Regions from separate parts of the Homo sapiens genome. Here regions 1, 2 and 4 are each linked to region 3. A link is a loop called in an ENCODE intact Hi-C map of the cell type or tissue named here. Cell type or tissue: A673. All regions are shown on one strand. Region 1 overlaps ALDH1L1-AS2 (ALDH1L1 antisense RNA 2). Region 2 has its middle 65 kb from the start of LINC02016. Region 3 overlaps ALDH1L1 (aldehyde dehydrogenase 1 family member L1). Region 4 has its middle 80 kb from the start of ALDH1L1.

Evidence for each region. Peaks named below come from ENCODE experiments on the same cell type or tissue, not always from the same donor. Only the 100,000 strongest peaks of a DNase experiment are listed, where the experiment ranks them.
Region 1: a loop joins it to region 3, with 5 times the contacts of the local background. A loop is called at or near these places in 56 of 110 quality-filtered maps.
Region 2: a loop joins it to region 3, with 5 times the contacts of the local background. A loop is called at or near these places in 2 of 110 quality-filtered maps.
Region 4: a loop joins it to region 3, with 12 times the contacts of the local background. A loop is called at or near these places in 22 of 110 quality-filtered maps.

Annotation. Positions count from the first base shown.
Region 1 is chr3:126,196,198-126,201,197 of GRCh38, forward strand. All of the region lies in intron 1 of ALDH1L1-AS2 (ALDH1L1 antisense RNA 2), which reads left to right. It also overlaps a transcript of ALDH1L1 not described here. Among named protein-coding and RNA genes, the nearest start is that of ALDH1L1, 18 kb to the left of the region's middle. RefSeq lists an enhancer at 2,141-2,190. In A673, a CTCF peak has its summit at 2,225 (motif pointing left); DNase peaks (open chromatin) are centred at 2,224 and 3,264; H3K27ac peaks cover 2,354 bases.
Region 2 is chr3:127,452,972-127,457,971 of GRCh38, forward strand. No RefSeq gene overlaps it. Among named protein-coding and RNA genes, the nearest start is that of LINC02016, 65 kb to the left of the region's middle. RefSeq lists an enhancer at 1-97 and a silencer at 2,624-3,053. In A673, CTCF peaks have their summits at 2,783 (motif pointing left) and 2,984; a DNase peak (open chromatin) is centred at 2,760; H3K4me3 peaks cover 389 bases; H3K27me3 peaks cover 3,828 bases.
Region 3 is chr3:126,131,675-126,136,674 of GRCh38, forward strand. ALDH1L1 (aldehyde dehydrogenase 1 family member L1) reads right to left here. Exons shown (of 23, transcript NM_012190.4): 12 at 3,861-3,988. Among named protein-coding and RNA genes, the nearest start is that of ALDH1L1-AS2, 46 kb to the right of the region's middle. RefSeq lists an enhancer at 164-981 and a silencer at 2,579-2,658. In A673, a CTCF peak has its summit at 2,642 (motif pointing right); a DNase peak (open chromatin) is centred at 2,677; H3K27ac peaks cover 1,199 bases.
Region 4 is chr3:126,257,648-126,262,647 of GRCh38, forward strand. No RefSeq gene overlaps it. Among named protein-coding and RNA genes, the nearest start is that of ALDH1L1, 80 kb to the left of the region's middle. RefSeq lists an enhancer at 579-1,486. In A673, CTCF peaks have their summits at 1,979 (motif pointing right) and 3,496; DNase peaks (open chromatin) are centred at 1,144, 2,014 and 3,484; H3K27ac peaks cover 4,059 bases.

The sequences.
Region 1 (5,000 bases), 65 kb after region 3:
CCAGGAAAGCATGCAGTTTCTAGGGCCTAATATAATAAGCAGTCACAGCTGGAAGGCAAAACCGACCTTCAAAAATTAAGGGTCTCATTTTTATACCATTTGGTCTGGTCTAAAGAACAGAGCCTTAGATTTTGAGAGGGATCTATCCATTTCCAATGCCTGGGATTCCATGAAGAAAACAGCTTTTTTTTTTTTTTTTTTCCAAAATGGGGTCTCTGGCACCTCTTATTTTTCCCAAAGAGCCCAAGGCTGTTAGAGCTTGAATATCTGCTTTTAATTAAGCTGAATTTTAACCATAGTGCTCTTTCTAAAAACTCCTTTTAAATTTCTTATTACCTGACTTTAGCCAGGCCAAATGGCCAATATTTCTGGCTTCTGAACTTTACCAATGGTAACCTTACAGATGAAACCAACAAAGCTCAACTAAGGATATGACTTAACCACAAGTGTACTAGGTATTTTCAAAGAGGTGGTAAGCAGTTTTTACAAAACCTGGAATTTTTAAAGGTAGCTCAGAGAAAGGAAGATTTAAGAAGGGAAGCTAGAGGTTGTTCATGGATGGGAAGAAAATCAGGAAGTGGTAAAAGTCACACAGGTGTTAACCAGAAAGTACTCATTCTCTAAGCTTGGAATCAAACCCAGGCCACCAATGTGAAAGGACAAAACCTTAGCTACTGAGCTACAATACTGGGCAGTCTCCATCGCCCTTCCCAGAAGGAGTCTAGAGTAGTTAATTTTGAGCTTGCAAAGCCTTTCAACTACTCAAGATAATTTTTAGAGTTTGCTGTGACATGAACCCTAAAATTCCTATCCCCTGGAAGGCAGAGACCAAGAGAAAGTACCACCACGAAGTTACAAGTTCAAGCTACCAATGACATAAAACAAGATGGAGACCTAATCCAGTTTTTGTTTGTTTGTTTGTTTCAGGGACCTGCTGCAACACAAAAGAAAAAAAATTAATGCACTCTAGTGTATTTGTTGTTTATTTGGAATGTACCACTGTAAGTTATCTTTAGTAACGTTTCGCTGTTTCTGTAAGACTTTGCTGCCTCCCGGGCCTAATGTATAAGCCAGAAGGAACTTGGTTTTCCAGAAATTAAGGATCCCATTTTTACCTAAAACATTGGCTTTACTATCAGGTTTCCTAGATTAACTTAGCCAATGAATTTTTTTTCCCACCTAAACGCACAAGAAAAATGAAACAAAAGAGTAGAATACAAAAATCCCTGAAAATTTTTAAAAGCCAAATTTTACACCCCCTGCAATATTACCATTTATGACCAGTTCCTTTCTGACCCAGTCAGATGTAAGAGTCCTCTAACTGGATCCAAGCCAGTTAATTCCCAGATCAAATCCATTCCTGGACCCAGTCCAGTTTCTGTCATGACTTCCAAACCCAGCTTGGATCAGAAATTTGCTCAAAGAAACTGAGAGCTCAAAACACAAATCCATGGAGCTCCGAAATCCGAGAGAGAATTTACCCACGATCCCCAGCCATTCTGAGAGATCAATGGACACAAATAGGTCCTGCAGTTACCTTGCTTGTTCACTCAGTACTCCTGGGGGTCGCTAGAAGCTGTACTTTGGATCCCGCTTCTGACACCATGTTAAAAGAAAAACTTCAGCCAAATTAAATTTAAAAAAGTTTAATTGAGCAATGAACGATTCACAAATTGGGCAGCCCTCAGAATCACAGCAGATTCAGAGAGACTCCAGGGTTGCCTCGTGGACAGAACAAATTTATAGACAAAAAAAAAAAGGAAGTGACTTGCAGAAATCAGAAGTGAGGTACAGAACAGCTGGATTGGTTACAGCTCGGCGTTTGCCTTATTTGAACACAGTTTGAACACTGAGTGGTGTATGGGTGGTTGAAGTATGGCTGCTGGGATTGGCCAGGACTCAGCGATTGTTACAGGTGCATACTCCTAAGTTAGATTTTCAATCTTGTCCACCTATTAAGTTAGGTTGCAGTTCATCCACAAGGACTCAAACATAGAAGTACAGAGTCCTTCTCAAGCCATATTTAGTTTGCTTTAACAGCTTATTAAAGTGGGGTTTGTGAAAGATAAAGTAGCCCCAATATTCACCAGCATGGTACACGTTCCCTGCTTGTCTTAGCCTCTGTTTCTCATTATTTATCAAAAGGCATCACAGGCAACAGCTAGCTGGAGGGTCCCTCCTGCAGCCAGGCTGATTGTGATCTCATGGACTCCCTCTAGTGGGCAGACCATCCCCGCTGAAAGGAGGAGGCTCCTTGGTAGACTTGGATGACTAGGCAGCCTCTCTCCCAGGGACCTGGCTGTTTGCAATGTAGGCAGACATCTTGGGGTGAAGGGTTTCTTACTCTAGGTTCTTTAGGCTGTGGTTTAAAACAAGGAGAAGATGGTCCCTTTGGCTTTGGCCCCTGTAATTGTTGCAATTGAAAAGACATAAGCTTATTAGCTTTTTGTGCTTTTTCTTATTCTGGAGTCCTTTGAAAATGCTCAGCTAAAGCCACGAATTCAACCATGTCTGTCATTCCCCATCCAAGTTCATGCTTCTTAATGCAACTGCTAAATTCGGGACAACGTTTGTTTATAAATAGAGCAGTTAATGCCATTTTAGTCCCTACAGGAAATTCTCCTTGCTGTCTTTTGAGTGCAGAATGTTTCACAAATAGTGTTTCTAAACCAGCTCTGCAATATGAAATGGGTCCGTCCTTTTTTCACCTGCAAGACTGTCTGACAGATGGATCCTTTTTTTGTGGAGAAGACTTAGGAACTGAATTTAAAAGGTTTTCAGTGTTCTTCCAGCTTGTTGTAGCAAGAAGGTTTTTTAAGGTCTTTAATATCCCCTCGGGTTCTCTCTATTCTGCTGCTTTCATACACCTTTGAGCTTTACCAAGTCCCAAAATCAAGTGAATAAATTGATAAAGTCAGAAGTTCCTGGATCATAAGCTCCTATGGGGATTCTAAATTCCTAGGTAAACATTTGAGGATTTTCTCTTGCATCAGGAAAGTATCTTATGAAGGCTCTAAGTTCAGCTTCAGAGCATGGAGTAAAAGTGGTTACAGCAGGCAGGCCTAGGTGTTCAGAGGGTCTCACTTTGTAAGACAGTTGTCCAACCTCTCCTTTTCATTTTCCTCAAGATGGAAAGGTACTTGAGCAAAACAATCAGTGGACTCAGGGTATTGAAGTAATGGCAAAGACAGCAAGGAGCAGTCAGAGTTAATTCAATTCAATGAGCGGCAGTCCTCCTTCCTCTGGTCCTCAGTTTGCTGATTAAGCTTTTTATTTGTCTCCTGGGAAGAAACCTTTAAGTCAGACACTCTTTGTTTAATCTTTTACATGTTTCTGCATACCAATTAAAAATGCATTCCGTTGTTCTTGTGGGTTTTTTCTCTTTGTATTTCTAATTTTTCCCTGAAAATAAACAATTTTATCTAAATTAAAACTTCTCAGCCAGGCACAGTGGCTCATCCTTGTGATCCAAGCACTTTGGGAGGCTGAGGGGGATGGATCACTTGAGACCAGGAGTTCAAGACAAGCCTGGGCAACAGGGTGAAACCCCATCTCTACAAAAAATACAAAAATTAGCTGGGGGCGGGGGGTGGTGTGCACCTGTAATCTCAGCTACTTGGGAGGCTAAGACAGAATAATCCCTTGAGCCCAGGAGGCAGAGGTTGCAGTGAGCCGAGATCGCACCATTGCACTCCAGTCTGGGTAAAAGGAGTAAAACTCTGTCTCATCAAACAAGCAAACAAACTTCCCCACTGTGGCTGCTGTAACTCTAAATTATTTTTGGTAAGGCTCACCCATTTCTCCAGAAAAGCCCTGATTCTGGGTCCATAGTTCATATACAAGAAATTGACTAGAGTCCCAGATGGGGGAGTTCTAAGCTCCTTGGATCCCAGTGAACCCATGATTCCCTATCTCCTAGGAACCCTACCTACCACACCCAGTTCAGTTTCTTCTTGACCCAGCCAGACATCTGAAACCTCTATAGGATCCAGTCCAGTTTGAAGATTTCTGAACCCAGTCTGGATCAAATTTCTCAAATAAGCTCAGAGAGCTCAGAACCCGAATGAGTGGAGCTCAGAATCCGAGAGGGCTCAATCCACCATCCCCAGTTCCAGGGGATCAGTGGGCACAATGGGCCTGGTGGGTGCCTTTGCTTTGCCACCCCCTGCTCCTGGGGGTCACTATGCTCCTCTTTGAGTTTCTTCACATTCACTGATCTGTTGAAAAGGGAAAACCTCAGGCAAGCTTAAATTTATCAGGTTTATTTAAGGGGAAAAAAACTTGCAAGCTGGGCAGCCCTTAGAACTAGAACAAGTTCAGAGAACTCCTGCCTGCCACATGGTCAGACAGCATTTATGAACAGAAAACCAACATGGAGCAAAAAGAACAACTAAGTTGGCTACAGCTCAGCGTTTTATCTCACTGGGTCGGCTGACTGCCTACTATGACATAAGGCTCAAGCCTTAACTAACCAAACTCAGCTATTTGTTGCCTTAGTATACTCTTAAGGAAATTAGTGACATTTAGCATGAGTGACTCCATATTGGCTTGGTCTGCTGGATGCAGGAGAGGAGCCTGATTCAAATCAATGGCCCCTACAAATGTTACTGAAGAGTTCTAAGGAGGGTTCCTGAGGTGGCTGTGGCCATGAGGGCCCGCTTGAGGCTGAAGATGGGAAGCACACACATTCTTATATTCTCCATTCTCTGCAGTTGGTGTTTGCTTATTCCTGGGCTGGCCACCACCTTTTGTAATTGCTGTAGCTTTTTGCTTTATTTTTCAAATTATGTTATTAAAAATTAACTATGCACTCTTTGACCCAGCCATTCCACTTCTGTGTATTTTACCCAAGAGAAATGAAGATATACATCCACACAAAGACTTGTAGAATGTTCACAGCAGCCTATTCACCATAGTCAAGACCTGAACACAAGTCAAATGCCCACCAATTGGAGAATGAATAAAAAAATTAATACTTTTATACAGTAGAGTATTATTTA
Region 2 (5,000 bases), 1.3 Mb after region 3:
TACTCAGAGTTGGTTGAAGGGGCGTCTAATGAGTGAATATGTGCTGTGTACCAGCCCAGGGCACACACACTCTACACACTGCTCCCACCTCTTCCCCAAAAAGGAAGCAGAGGGTTAGGCCAGGAAGAGCAAAACAGGGGCCCAAGAGCCTTGTTTGGCCACAGTCTTGTTTGTGGGCTTGCATGTGCTGCTATAAAAATGTAATTTAAAGGCCTCTTGGACAAGACCTGAGCTCCCAGAGCATCCTGGTACCCACCAGTCCCTGGAGGCTCACAGCTGGCCACTTCATTCATGCCTATCTGTTACTCTGCAACTCCTAGAGAAACCCTCTGCATAGCTCTGAAAGATGAAAGTCTGTGCTCACCCCTAGCCCTCTCCAAACCCAGCCAAAACCCCACGTGCCTTCTTTGCCCCAGCTCTGATAATATAGTGTTTAAAATCCAGTCCATGTCCAGCTTTCCACTGAACTAGGAGCACCTAGACGTGAGGCGCCACATGCTACCCCTACATGAGAAGAGGTAGGCTCTTGGTAAATATATTTACTCATTCGACAAAGAGGTGTTGCAGCTAGGCTCTGAAGACACAGCTGTGAACAGTTTTGACAAGAGCCAAGTCTTCCCAGAGCTTAAGGACAATTAACACTTCAATAAACAAGATGGCTTAAGATGGAGAAGATAAAACAGGGTGATGTGCTGGGCCAGAGTCGGTGAATGAATGAATGGGCAAATAGCAAGAATGCAATTTTCAGTCCAACAACACAATAGGAAAATGTTATTGCCTCTAACAGGTAGGAAGATGAACCAGTGAAGAAGATACTAGTATTAGTCCCATGGTCCCAGTGAGGAATCAAAAGTATGGGGTCATACCTAGGGTCTAATCAGCCCTCTGAGTAGAAGGGCAGGGGATATACCAACTCCTCAGATAAAGAAAAATTATCTCAAAGCAGCCACCTTTTAAAAGTGTCTACTGCCAAGCTTCTGCCAGACACTTTACCCACAGGATCCTCTAGACAACTGTCTGATCATCTTTATAGGTAAGGCCATCAAGGCTCAGAGACTTGCTCAAGATCACCCAGCTGGAAAGTGGCAAGTCTGGCTGGCTCCAAGCACTGTGTGCTTTCTGGAATAGTGGGTGCCCCCAGCCACAGAGCCATACCACCCAACTTCTCAGCCTTCCAAAGAGAGCTGCCCTGAGGACCCAATCAGCCCACAGCCTGCAGCTGCTGTGCCTGCAAAACCTGCCAAGTAGCCAGGCTGAGGCCACACTCTGCTAGCCAAAAGCCCAGTGTGGCAGCAGTACCAGGGCCTGGGCATTCCTGCTCAGCTTGGGGCTCCTCTGTGGACAGTCTATCAGGGAGTCCCACTGGGCCGGAGAGATTTTCTCAGAGCTGTGCTGCAGGCTAACACTCTTCTTACCCAATCTGCCTGCCTTATTCTCTCTTCTTAGAAGGCTCAAACCCACAGTATGGTCTCAGGCAATCCCCACCCACTCCTGCTCCTTCTCCTCTGGATTTCTTGCAGGTGATTCCTGCCATAAATCCCTTGCACTTCTTGCTCCGTCATCTTGGCATCTGCTTTTCAGTGTTCCTAACTGGCACGACACATCATCCAAACCACAAGGAAGACTTCTCAGTTATGGAATCATGCAGTACATGGCATATGAGGGTGGCTCCTCTGTGCTTCTAAGGTTCCAGTGGTGGAGAAACCTCTGACAGCTAAAGCCTGGAGCCCTCTGACCATTTGCACAGCAGCCTGGCTCAGGGGAGCAGGTCCAGGCTGAGAGTCAGACAGGGCTTGGTGTCCCTGCAGCAGCTCCTTCGGCTCTCTGGGCCTCAGTCTTCCTCATCTATAAAATAGGCGTGCTGACACTTTCCCCGTAGTACTGTCTTAAGAACTGGATAAAGCACCTGCTTTGAAGGTCAGATAACCAGGAGTGTGGGATTTTAGATCCATGTCACTAGAGTCTAGATGATCAGAGTTGGAAAATGTCATAGAGCCCTACATTTTCATTATTTGTGTAGGGAACTGGGAACATGGAAGGGAAGATCTTAGGCAAGCAGGGACGGCAGGCCACAGCAGAGGCAGGCCAGGTCCCGTGGCCCAGCCCGGAGCCTCAGAATGCCTTCCATTCCCATTCAGCACCAGCTTTGCCCGCAACCACAGGGAGCCCAGGCCAGGATCCCAACCTCCCCCCTTTCCCCAGGCAACCCAGGGGGCATGGTGGGACCAGAGGGAGAACCCAGTAAGACCTGGCATTAACATGAAGACTATCTGTGGGCAGTCAGAGGCGCCCAGCCTGCAACAGAGGCCAAAGGGCAGGCGAAGGTGGAGGAGGCGGGGTGCTTTTTCTCCGCTGGTCCCATCACTGCTAATGTGGTCTCAGGGCCTCCTCTCTGGAAGAGCAAACTGACCTCCGGAGAAAACAGTTGGAACAGGAAAAACAGAGAGATGCCAGGGACCCAAGGGGCACTCAGAGACAGGGTCAGCCCTTATTGGAGTTAGAGAGGCAGACAGAAGACAGAGAGGCCCAGGGATGGAGAGGGGAAGTGCAAAACAGATGGCCGGGGAGGGATGCGGAGGAGAGGCGGAGGTGTGCGCTGGGGGAGAGGACTACCGACGGCGCTGGCGGTCGGGATGGGCTGGAGCGGGCTGCAGTCGGGGCTGCATCGCCGGGTCCCAGCATAGCGCAGGCTCGGCGCCGCACCCGCAGCCTTTGTCCTGAGCTGCAGAGGGTTCCCGCGGGCCGCCAGCGCCCCCTGCCGCCCCCAGAGCGCCGCGCCGCAGCCGAGCGGCCCCTAGCTGTGCAGAGGGGACCGAGCCCGAGAAGGGACCGAGCCCGAGAGGGGACCGCGAGGGCGGGAGGGAAGCTCCGCGAGCCGGCGCCAGCGCCACGGCCCAAACCCCAGCCTCTACAGGTGCTCACTGCGCGACTGCCTGTCCCAGGCGCTCGGGCTGGGCGCCCTCTCTAGGGCCTGGGAGCAGCGTGAGTCCCGGGGGCGGCCCGGCATGGGCCTCCCACCCCAGGAGACGCCCTTCTGGCCTGGCCCTCCCAGTCGCCTGGGCAGGACTCGGATGCCCGCGGGCTGCAAACCTCTCCCCCGTGAACCCAGCAGGGAGGCCGGGGAGGCACGCTGCTCCCCCTCTCAGCCTTGCCCAGTGTCCAGACCTTTCAAAAGAAGCCAGAAAATTCACGTTTGCTTGGGAATCCCACAATTCAATAGCTTTTCAAAACAGTGCGGGAAGAAAAGTGGGTTTGGCCCACCAGCAGCCGGCGGGCACCCTCCCAGCCTCTTCACGGACTCTCCTTCAGGTTTTGGGCGCCCGGCCCCACTAGAGTCATGTGGGCATTTCCTTCAGATCTTCCTCCACTTAAATACACTTATTGAAAAAGAAAACTCCTTTTCTCTTTCCCTATAGTAATTAGAAACTCAGCGTCCTGTGGTGTAAAAGCCAGGTAGCCTCGGAAGTGAAACAGGGCAATTAGAACAGACACAGGGCCTGTTCCGCCCCACCCTGCTGCATCTGGTGGACAAGCCCCCGGGGCTGCTGATGACCCATGCCCTCTGACCTCAGGGGAGGGGCGGGCCGACGACAGGCCTTTCTAGAAGGGCCCTACAAGCGGCTTCAGGGAGTCTGGGAACCAAAGCAGCCACCCTGTCCATGGCACTGTCCGCCCCTGGCACCACGGCCCCACCGGGAGTGGAAGCCGCCAGGTGAGGCAGGGGTGGTTCCCTTCCCCGGGGAACAATGTGCAGAAGGCATCGGTGCCTGCCAGAGAGGAAGTGGGGAGGTGGGGAGACAGAGCACAGAGAGTGACTCAGACCCGAGGGCGAACCAGAAGCTGCCCGGAGATTCCCACTGTATGGCTTCCTGCAGGATTCAGCTGTGGAGACTGAAGCCGGAGGGCCTGGGGGGAGCCGCAGGAAGCGGGTGGGCGGGGGCCGTCTGCCCCTGGACACTCAGGACAGCCTGGCTCACCACGGGGGAGGAGAAGCCAATGGAGACAGCGGGGACCAAGAGGGAGGGGGTGGATGGGGAGCCTGGGGAGGAGCGGAGGGACCCAGGTCCCCTGCCTTACAGGACGACCAGCACAGGTTCCAGGTCTCCAGCCAGCTACAGGGCTTCTTAACACACAGCACTCCCTGCTTCGAGCCTTCCGGGAGGCCCCCAATCCAGGATCAAGACCCAGCCCCGTCACGGCCTGGCTCACGAGGCCCCACTTCAACTGCCCCTGACCTCTCTGCGCCCCCTGCTCCCGCCAGCCCTGCCGGCCGCTGCCCTGGAGAAGGAGCTGCAGATGGATCCCCAGTGAGTAGGAGGCAGCCGTGTGAGTCAGGCAGCGGAGGGAACGGGCTGCATCGCGGAGAGGAGGTGCGAAGCAGCGCGCCGTTTCCGGGCTCTGGAAGCCGAGCTGCCGAGGCGTAAGCTGGGAGGTGGACATGACGGGGGAGTGGGGAAGGGCAGGCGGCGGGACGGCCACACAGCGGAATATTATGCAACTTATAAAAAATTTAATTACCTGCCTACCAATAGACTTAAAGGGATTTCTATAAGGTATTATTGGGTGAGAAAAGCAATTTGGAGATAAGAATGTAACATACGATCCCATTTTTATAAAACAATGGGCAAAAAAATCTGTGAGTTTGTGTGTATATATGTATATGTATATAGGCCTCTATAGGATTTTATTAACACAAAAGAAAATACAGGATACATGCTAGGTTGTTAACAGGGGTTTTCTTCACGGAAACCTATTGTGGGGGAAGGGGAACCAATAAAAAAAGGATCTGAGAAATAAAGACCGCCCTTAAAAGATGGATGACTGCAGCTAACCGTGTCCCCAACACCCACCCCTACCAAAGCTAGACATGGGGGAGTGGTCTCGACTATCCCCTTCTCCCCATCCCAGCATCTGCTCCTCTCAGGTGGCAGCCAGCCACTAGACACCCCCCAACACACACATGCACGTGCACACACACACACACACACAGACCCAGCCCA
Region 3 (5,000 bases):
TGATCCATGCAATGGGCCAGCACCGTTTACTCCACCGGATAGCTGTGAGGATGACACCCTCTGTCCCTCTCTCCTTTCCTCGATCTTCCCTCGCTTCCTTCCTGAAGTATTTGTGGATCCACTACTTTATCCTATTCCTCCGAAATTATCCTGCAGAGGCATTCACCCACTTGCTGCAGACAGCAAAGGGGTCATGGCCCAAGAGGCTGCCCTTCCTGTCTTCGGAAAGCTTGAACCAGGAGAAAGTCCATCTGTCTTTCCAGCACCAATAAACCAACTGTTCAGTCCAGGATGGTGGGGGCATGCTCCTGAGCCTGGCATCTCCAGAGATGGAGAGGTGGCCCCATCCCCATCACAGAAGGGCTGACTAGGGAGCAACGTGGGGGCTGACGCGTTTACACAGACTGGCTTCAGCCTGAGCATGCCGAGGTCGGGTTGCCCTCCCTTGATTCTGACGGATGTGCAGCTGTGGGCAGCCTGGGAGTTATGAGGGTGCCCCTCTCATCCCCTAGGGGGAGGGTGGACAGGGAAAGTGGAGACCACAGGCCCAGAGCAAACTCAGCCTTGGAGACAGGGCAGCTCGGGCCCAGAGGCAAGTGTGGGACCAAAGCCTGCCAGCCGTTTCCCACACTGCTCCCCTCTGCACCCAGGCACCATGAAGCCCACACGCACCCCAGGCCTGCTCCGGTCCTCACCTGCCTACACCCACCAGGACCCGTGACAGCTGTCCACGCCACTCAGGATGCATCTGCAACTCTGTGCCTGGCCAAGCAGCTCCTGGCCATTTCCATTTCATTCTGGGGCCACAAGACCCCAGCTCCTCTGCCTCCCTCCTCCTCCTCACATCGGCCTCTTCCAGGTGCTCAGGTCAGTCAGGCCTCCTGCCTTGGCTTTTAGGGGCTGTGTTGCATGTCTGGGCCCCCTTTCCACACTCCTGTTTCTCCTCTTAGCCTTCTGTACTTGTTTCAGACACGGACTCAATGGGAAGCCGACCCAAATCCCCAACCATGTTCTGACTGATCAGAGCTCCCTGTCACATCCTCTGATAGCCTCCTCTGCCTTTCTTCACTCCCCCACCACTACAGTTTGTAACAGACATTCAGGTAGATGATAATTTCATCACGATTTGCCTGCCCACTGGAATCCAGGCTGCAGGAGGCAGGGCGCTGTCTGGTTCCCTGCTCTCTGCAGCGCCCAGCTCCAGCACAGCACTGGGAAGCACTCAGCTCAGGTTTGCTGCATAAAACCAACTGAGCGAGGCCACCCTGGGCAAGGAGAGCCCATGCGTAAATCGGTTCCTGAGAAAAACCGATTTTGTACAGCAAATAGTGAAAACATCACCTAGCGGCCGATAGAGGACTAGGCTCCCCAGCTGCGAAGACAGGAGCTGCCTCTTTGTTATATAAATGAGACCCATTTGCTCCAAAGCCTGCTGGCACCAAACTCAAATTTTCCCACTCCCAGTTAGGCTTAAAGTAGCCCAAACAGGTACGTTTTTAGCCACTTAGGGCCCGCTGCTTTGCATACCCAGAGGAACCTCAACCAGCAGTTGTTGCCCATTGATAAAACAGGGCCTTGGGGTGATAAGGTGAAAGCTGCTACTGCCCTTGGCAGCCCTCAGACCCAGAGGCTCCCACTGCATCACTGTGTGTTGTCACCTGGACATGGAAGCCCACACGGCAGCCTTGGGACAGTCTCACTGCTCGTCTCCTGCAACCCTACCCAACCTGCAGCCCACTAAAGCTTGTGGTGTGCCATGCCTCCCCTGCTCACATCCTTCTCCTTCATCAGCCCCAATCCTTTGAATCCCCCACATTTCTAGATAATTCCACCTGTGTGTGACATGGCTGTGTCATCAATCCAGTTCCCAGGACACACTTTCTAAAGTATCCATCACCCGAGTGCACTATTCGGGAAGCTCTGAGAGGCTGCCTTGCAGGACTATTCTATTGTTAATTCAGTTAGGCTGCTGAATTCACACCCTGGCACCCATGCTCCCCAGAGCCCAGTCCCTGGGTGCCAGGGTAGCAGTGCAGGAGAAGTGAAGCTGCTGCCATCTCCCTCTGAAGGTCTGCAGGGCAGATGCAGGGGTGCCCAGCAGGCTCGGCCGGCCCTACTGACCACCAGCAGCCTGGACCACCGTCAGATTCTCAGCCGTGGACCACAGTGGTATCTGGGCAGAGCCAGCAGCTCCCCCACGGTCTTTCCCAGGAGCTCCTCTTTGTGGCCCCACTTGGCAGCTGGATACGGCTGCTCCTACTCCCTGGAGGTTCTATCCTGTCTACCAGGAGTTCAGGGGACTGCCTAGGAACCTTGTCTAACTCTCCCTCTGGATCCTTCTTCCTAGCTTCCACAATTGTGTAATGTCTGATTCCTGCAGTGAATTTCGTGTTCCCTAACACCCACGGTGGTCCCGCCACCCTGACAGGGTGCTCTGCAGCCATTTATCTGGGAGCTCCTGAACTGCCCCCTCCGGGACACCTAGACCCAGCCTCTGCTGTGCTGAGCTGAGGCAGAACCAGTAATGGGCACTCCCAGGTCTTCACGGGGCCTGAGAGTTTGCATAGGACAGGAAGGGGTCCACTTACAGCTGCCCAGGGTGCCCCCCTCACTGTCATTATGGGTGAGTAGAATCTGTTATGATACAAGCCACCAGATGGCAGCAGAGGCCAAGGGAGGGACCCCACGCACGCTGTTGGTTGTGCGGTCCACCAAACGCGCACGCAGGGCCCAGGCCAGAGGTTCTCCCGCCACCTGTCGTGCTTGTTTCACAGCTCTTCCTGACCTCCAGGAACTCTAGGGACCACTTGGCGTGGCCAGTGCCTTTCTAGAATTGAGGGGCTTGCGAAGGGGACTGGAACCTATGAAAGGCTGGGCATGCCCGACCCCCACAGCCCTCCCTGCCCCAACCCTAATCTCCATTCGGTTTTGCAGACCATGCTCTTGCAACCCCTCTCTCTAGTTTCCTGCTGCTGGGCTGCCCCGGCTTTTCTGGCCTCTGGAGTATAACAGAAACAGAAGCCATTCTGACCGCAAGGCCAAGGCAGGGTCTCTCCTGCCAGGTGAGGAGCTTCGTTGGGACCACGCCATAACTTGGCTTCGCACCCCTAGACGTTCCCAGGACCCCAGCGAAAGAGCCAGGCCCCAAGACACCTGTGTTCTCGGCTCATCTGGCCGCACCCTCTCTTCTCCCAGGAACATCACTCCACCTCTGTGAGGGTGACTGCTCCTTCCCGCCAGGCCCTGTGGTTCCAGGGGCACAGCACCTCTCTTCCAGGCCTTCCTCTCACTCTAAGGTCATAAGCTAAAGTCATCATAAGTCCTTGCCTAAGACGTCTGAACTGGAACTAAGGAGAGAAGGCCCCTTTCTCCCTGGCTTAAATTTTTTTTTTTTTTTTAATAGAAAATGTGAAACCTATAGATTCCAGTAGTCAGAGCCTGGCTGAGCAAGCAGAGACCAGGCCAGCCCTTCTCTGGCCCTTGCTGTCTTCTGCGTGCAGGAGCTAAGTCCCCTCCAGCCCAGGCTGGTGAGGGAAGTGCTTTGTCTGCCTGGGAGGCCCAGCCTGCGCCCACTTTGGAAGCATCCCTTGGCTTCCGCACCTCCTCACCTCCACCAGGCACCTCCCCTGAGCCCACTCTGCTGAAATGTCTCCTGTTTCTCATATCCCTTCCTCTGAGAAGCCTTTTCTGAGCCTCAGGCAAGGAGCCCCAGCCTGGCCCATCTGATGGCCTCGGTCCCATAGCCTCCCCAGGACCCAGCTCCTCCTGGCAGGTAAAAGGGCCTCCACAGAAGTCCCCCCCGTGCCACTGCCCAGAAGCTGATGGTGGCAGTGGCTGGCAGGTACATGTTGGGCTCCCACCTGTACATCAGCCGGCCCCGGTCCCGCGCACTGATCTTCCCCCACCGTCCATTCTCAAAGGCATCCTTGGCTGCGGCCACTGCCTTGTCGACGTCGGTGACTTGGGCCAGGGATACCTGGCAGATGACCTATAGTGGAAGCAGAGCCATGACAAGTTCTCCCTAAGCCAGTTGCACACAGATACCCCTGCCTGCTTCCCTGGCCTCCTCCTGGGGCCCCAGTGAGGCGGCCCCTGTCCACATGAGCAGGTGTGGAGGAGAAGCATGGCCAAAGGACAACCCTGGGAGGGTTTACACAGGAAGGGAAGACAGGGCCCTGGGAGAGGGCTGTTTGTGTGTCTACACCCCAAGGTCCCCACCCTGTTCCTGCCCTGAGTGTGCCATCCGTGCAGGCTCCCTCACCTTGGTGCCTGCTGGGTGTGGTGAGGGGAGCCGGTGGGGTGTGGTGAGGGCAGCCCAGGGAGGGCAAAGCCAGTGCCTCCTGTCTGCCGCCACAAGACAGCCATGCCCCTTCTGCCAAGGCCCCATCCTCAGCCCCTCCTGATGCTCCGTCCCAAGGGCACCGCACTGTCCTGTCTGTGTCCCTACCCCCTCCCTCTCCCTTTGCAGATGAGTCTTTCATTAACTCCTCTCAAATGACTCATTTTGAGTGTGCTCTCTGTCTTCTGCAAGGACTTGGCCAATTCTATAGGATGGACAGGATAGAAAAATGTCAGTATGCAGCCATAAAAGCAAGCCCTGCTTTGAAACCTGTGTTTTGGATATGTTCACGTGTGTATCTACCATAGGCGTGCTTTGGCTCATGATGCCACAAGGTCACAGTCAAGAAGGAGTGGCAAACACAGGACTCAGGTCGAAGAAGAATGTCCTAACGGTGGAGGGCTCAAGTAGTAGACAAGGTAGTCTCACACTGGGGCTACTGCTGAAGTGTGCAAGTGTGGCAGTGGCCTAATTTCTTCCTTGGGGTAGGAGGAACTCTGTTCCCAGTCTCTGAAGCAGGTGCAAGACCCTTCCGAGCCCTCCTGCCACCTGCCACCACCCTGCACCTCCTCTCCACTCCACTCCAGTAAGGTGGGCTGGAAACGACCTGGCATTCTTTCCCGTCCCTCTCAAAGGCACATGTCCAAGCAGAGACTCTCAG
Region 4 (5,000 bases), 130 kb after region 3:
CTTCTATGTGCTGTATACACACTCACAACATATGCTATGTGTGCACACAAGCATGAACACACACTGGTTCATATGTAAGGCTTGCATATTGTTCTACAAGTAGCTCTTTTTTCCCCTTCATATATCACGAAACTATTTTCACAGTAGCACATAGATATGTACCTCATTCCTTTTCATGACTGGGTAGCATTTGTATTCACTAGCTTCTGCTGTATAACAAACCATCTGTGTTAGGGTCTCCAGAGAAACAGAACTATAGGGGTATGTGTGTGTGGAGAGAGAGAGAGTGTGTGTGTATGTGTGGATATGTGTGTGTATAGATCGATAGACATGTACCTACATAAAGTTAAAGAAATTGGCTCATGTCATTGTGAGAGCCGGCAAATGTGAAATCTGCAGGGCAGAGTGGCAGGCAGGGGCCCATAGAAGAGGTGATGTTGCAGCTCAAGTCTAGGGGCAGTCTGCAGGCAGAGTTCCTTGCTTTTCAGGGGACCTCAGTCTTTTCTCTTGAGACCTTCAACTGATTGGATGAGGCCCACCCACATTTTGAAGGGTCATCTGGTTTACTTAAAGTCTACTGATTTAAATGTTAATCTCATCTAAAAAATATCCTCACAGCAACAGCTAGACTGACTTTAACCCAAAATTGGCTACCACAGTCTAGCCAGGTTGACACATAAAATTAACCATCACACCGCCCAAAAACATAGCAACTAAAAACAACGATTTATTATTGCTTATGAATCTGTAGGGTGCCAGCAGGGGCAGGCCTTCTGCTGGTCCATCCAGGAGTCACTCGCATGGCTACTGTCACCTGTCTGCTCAATAGGGCTAGTGGGGCTGGGATGGCCTCTCTGGCGTGTCTGGCAGTTGGTGCTGGCGGTCGACTGGGGCACCTTAGTTTCTCTCCACATGACCCCTGCCCTCTGAAGGCTGGACTGGTCTTTCCTATAGCACGGTGGGCTCAGGGCTCTCAAAGGGTGAAGGGCCCCTCCAGGCCCGAGCCCTGGACTTGCACAAGGCCACTCTGGTACATTCTGTGTGTCCCAGGCCAGCACCTGTTGGAGGGTGGGAACCACATCCCCAGCCTCCTCAGCAGGACAGCAAAGTCACTTTGCAGAGGGTGTGGCCACAGTGGGTGTGACTCATCTATCCTCATGTGCGCCATCAGCCAGCTCCCCTCCCTCAGTTCACTTTCCATTTTTTGCTCTAAGAAAAAATACTTGCTCCTGGTGGGGCCTGTGTGGTGGCCTCAGGCAAGCCCTTCTGCAGGACAGATTCACAGAAGTACAACTGCTCAGATGCTCAGAGGCCAGGCAGCTGCACTTCCTGTGATGGGTGCTGCTGACACTTCCCCCACCCCCAGTCTGTGTGCCCCTCCCACTTGCACCTTGGTGTGAAAGGCCCCAGGTCCTCCTCTCCTCTGCCCTCAACAACCCATGGGCTTTTCTGTGTTTGCCAGTCTGGTGAGTAGCAAGTGACACAATAATATAATTTATGGTTTTAGTTCCTTGGTACTGGGGAAGTTGAGGGTAGTTTCATCTGTTCATATTGCTTCAATAACCAGAAAAATGTACAAAGATATCTACATTTTGAAATTAAAAGGTATCAAAAAGAAACAGGCTTTGAGAATCCCTGTGCCTCCACACTCCACACAGGGGGAAATTCAGCCATTTGTGCATCCTTTACTTGGGTTGGAGAAGGTTTTTCTTTTGTTCTTAATCTCAGAATTCCAGATGTCAGACCTGGAAGAGCATAAAGACCTCCTCGCTGAAAGCCCCACTTTATGCATGAAGAAGTGGGGCCCCCGGGAGGGCGCGGCCTGGCTGGTCTCACAGTGGCAGGTCCCAGCATCATCTGCTGAGGGGAAAGGGCTCTTCTCCAAGACTGGACAAAGCTTGCAGCCCCCAAGCACCCCAGGGACTGGTGTCTCCTGGTGCCTATCTAATGGCCTTCAGGTCCTGCACGGGCCCCACAGCCTGACCAGCGGGGGGCAGTGGAGGGCTGCTGATGGCCCCAATCCCGGTCTTCTGGAAACTCTTGCAGATGGGGTCGGGGGATACGGCCGTGCCCCCATGGCTCAGGTTCTAAGACGGGGCACAGACAACCCAAAACCACTAGAAACGCCTTAATAACTTGCCACACAGAGAGCGATGGGCCTCGCAAAGTCAACGCTGTTGGGTTTTCCTCCACCCTTGGATCGGATCGCTGTTTATGTAGCTCAGCGGAGAATTTCAGGACCTTGTTGCGTGAGCCATACCTATTTTTACACACTAGCGTCAGCCTCAGGGTGACAGTGGAGATCCAGGACGGAGACCTACTGTGGGGCAGGAGGTGCCAGGTTTCCATCCGTTGTGGCAGAGCACCTAGCATGAGTGCCACATCTCCCTCCTCCCTCCTCCCTCCTCCCCTCCTCCTTTTCCCCTCTTCCTCCCTCCTCCATTCTTCCCCTCTCCACCTCTTCCTCTCCCTCCCCCTTCCCTCTCCACATCTCCTTCCTCTTCCTCTCCTACCTCCCTCCTCCCTCCTCTATTCTTCCCCTTCCTCCCTTCTCTTCCCCCTCCCTCCCCCTCTTCCCTCTCTACATCTTCCTCTTCCCCCTCTGTTCTTCTTCCTCCTCTTCCCCATCCTCCCTCTAGCCCCTTCCCTCTCCACATCTTTTTCTTCCTCCTCCCCATCCCTCCTCGCTTCTTTCTCTTCACCTCTTCCCCCTCCCCCTCTTCCTTCTCCCCTCCTCCCTGTCCTCCTTTCCCTCCTCCTAACCCTAATCCAAGACTAACCTTAACCCAAACCCTCCTTGTCCTCCTCTCCCTCCTCCTAACCCTAATCCAAGCCTAACCTTAACCCAAACCCTCCTTGTCCTCCTCTCCCTCCTCCCTTCCCTCTTCCCTCTCCTCCTCCCCCCATCTTCTTCCCCTCCTCCTCCTTCCCCTCCTCCTGCCTAACCTCCTCCCTCCTGTAATCTTCCCCTTCCTCTCTCCTCTTCCTCCCCTTCTTCTCCCCCTCTCCCTCCCCCTCTTTCCTCTCCACATCTCCTCCTCCCCTACCCCTCTCTTTCTTCCTGCCTCCCCTTCCTCTATCCCCCCTTCCTTCTTCTTCCCTTCCTCCCTGTTCTTCTCCCACTCCTTCTCCCGTTTCCCCCTTCTTCTCCCCCCTCCTCCCCACCCTTCTTTCCTCTCTTCATCTTCCTTCTCCTCTCCTTCCTTCCCTCTTCTTTCTCCCCATCTCTTCCCCCTTCCCCTCTTCCTCCCCCTACTTCCCCTTCTTTCTTCTCCCCCTCCTCTCCTCTCCCTTCTCCCCCTCCTCCCTCCCTCCTCTTCCTTCTCCCCCTCCTCCTCCTTTTCACTGGTCTCTCCTGGGCTCTCAGGGTGTGAGTTTTATGTCTTCCTTTTCCTCTGAATCTTAGACTGTCTGTGTGTATAACTGATTGTGACCCAGTTCAATGTGTGGCTGATGCAAAGCCCCTGTGTGTGCGCCCTCCCTGGTGGCCCTTTCATCTCATTGCACAATGCAGAGTGGAGTTGCATCATCTCAGTGGCCCGGCCAACACAAAACTCAGCACACCCCAGGGCTTTCTGCTGCCTCTTGAGTAACTGTTCTCTGGCGGGCAAGGTGGGGCTGGGGGGTCTGAGACCCTCCTGCCAAGAGCAAGGCCCAAGCTGTCAGAGCTTTCTTTCCAGCCACTAGCATGTGGCCACCGCCACTTCCTCTCGTGCCCCCCTCACTCCCGCCAAGCCCAGCTTGGGCCACCCTGTCTCAGAGCCAGGGGCTCCCAGGCAAGGCCCCAGCAGAAAAGGCCCATGAAGATCGGCTCTCCATAGCTTCTCTAGGATGAGCCCTCTGGACCCCCAAGCTGAATGCCCCCAAATCCAGGCCTGTGCTCAAAATATAAGGCAAAATAAAATAAAATAAGCTAGAAGATGTTCACATTTCAAACTTAGATTTGTTTCCACAAACCAAAGACCTATATGCAGTGAGGATGAGTTTTAGCCCACAAAGGTGCGCATGTCATTTTAATGCAATTTGTTGCTCAAATTAATCTGTCTCCGTTTTCTATTTTAATTTAACCAAAATCCCAGTCAGTTCAGGGACCTCCACCCCTTTTCCTGAGCCCGTGTCCCAGCTGGCTTATCTACTGCCGAGGCGTGTCCTTGCCCTAGCATCTGCTGACAATATTGTCATTCCCTTCAGCTGTCGTTGTAGATGGAGTCTGCTTTTCCTTTCTACCCAGCATCACCTGATGAGTCCAGCCCTCTCCAAGCTAACATTGCACTCTCTCTCTTGTGTTTGAGAAACACTTTGCTGTTGGTTCACTTCTCCTCCCTGTGGGAAACAGAATACAGCCCCTCAGCAATGTCCATGTCTTGATCTCCCTAACCTGGGAATATGTCACCTTACATGGCAAAGGGAGATAAAATTTGCAGGCGGCATTAAGGTTGCCAAGCAACTGACTTTAAGGTAGGCAGATCATTCTGGATGACCCGGGTGGACACAAGGTCCTTAAATATGAAAAAGCAGGGCAGGCGAGCCAGTGGAAATGAGGTGATGTGGAGGAAGGGGCCAGAAGCCAAGGAGTACAGGCAGCCTCTAGAAGGGAAAAAGGGAAGGAAACAGAGCTTCCAGGGGGGAATGCAGCCCTGTCAACAACTTGATTTCAGCCCAGTGAGACCCACCGCAGACCTCTGACCTCCAGAATCATTAGAGAGTGGGTGTGTGTTGTTTGGAGCCACTAAGTTTGTGGCTATTTGTTACTGCAGCAGCAGGAAACTAATGCACTCCCCATTTTACAGATGAGTAGACTGAGGCTCAGAGAGGACAGCGAAGTTGTCTAAAGTCACAGAGGAGATAGATGACAGAGTTTCCTTCAAGGTGTGGCCAGGGCAGCATGCAGTGCACAGGTCGGCTGCACACACTAGGCCTGGGATTTAGCCTCATCTGCAGACCACACAGAGGGCTTACCATCAGCATCTCAAGGTTTAACCATAGGTCAACCAAAATTG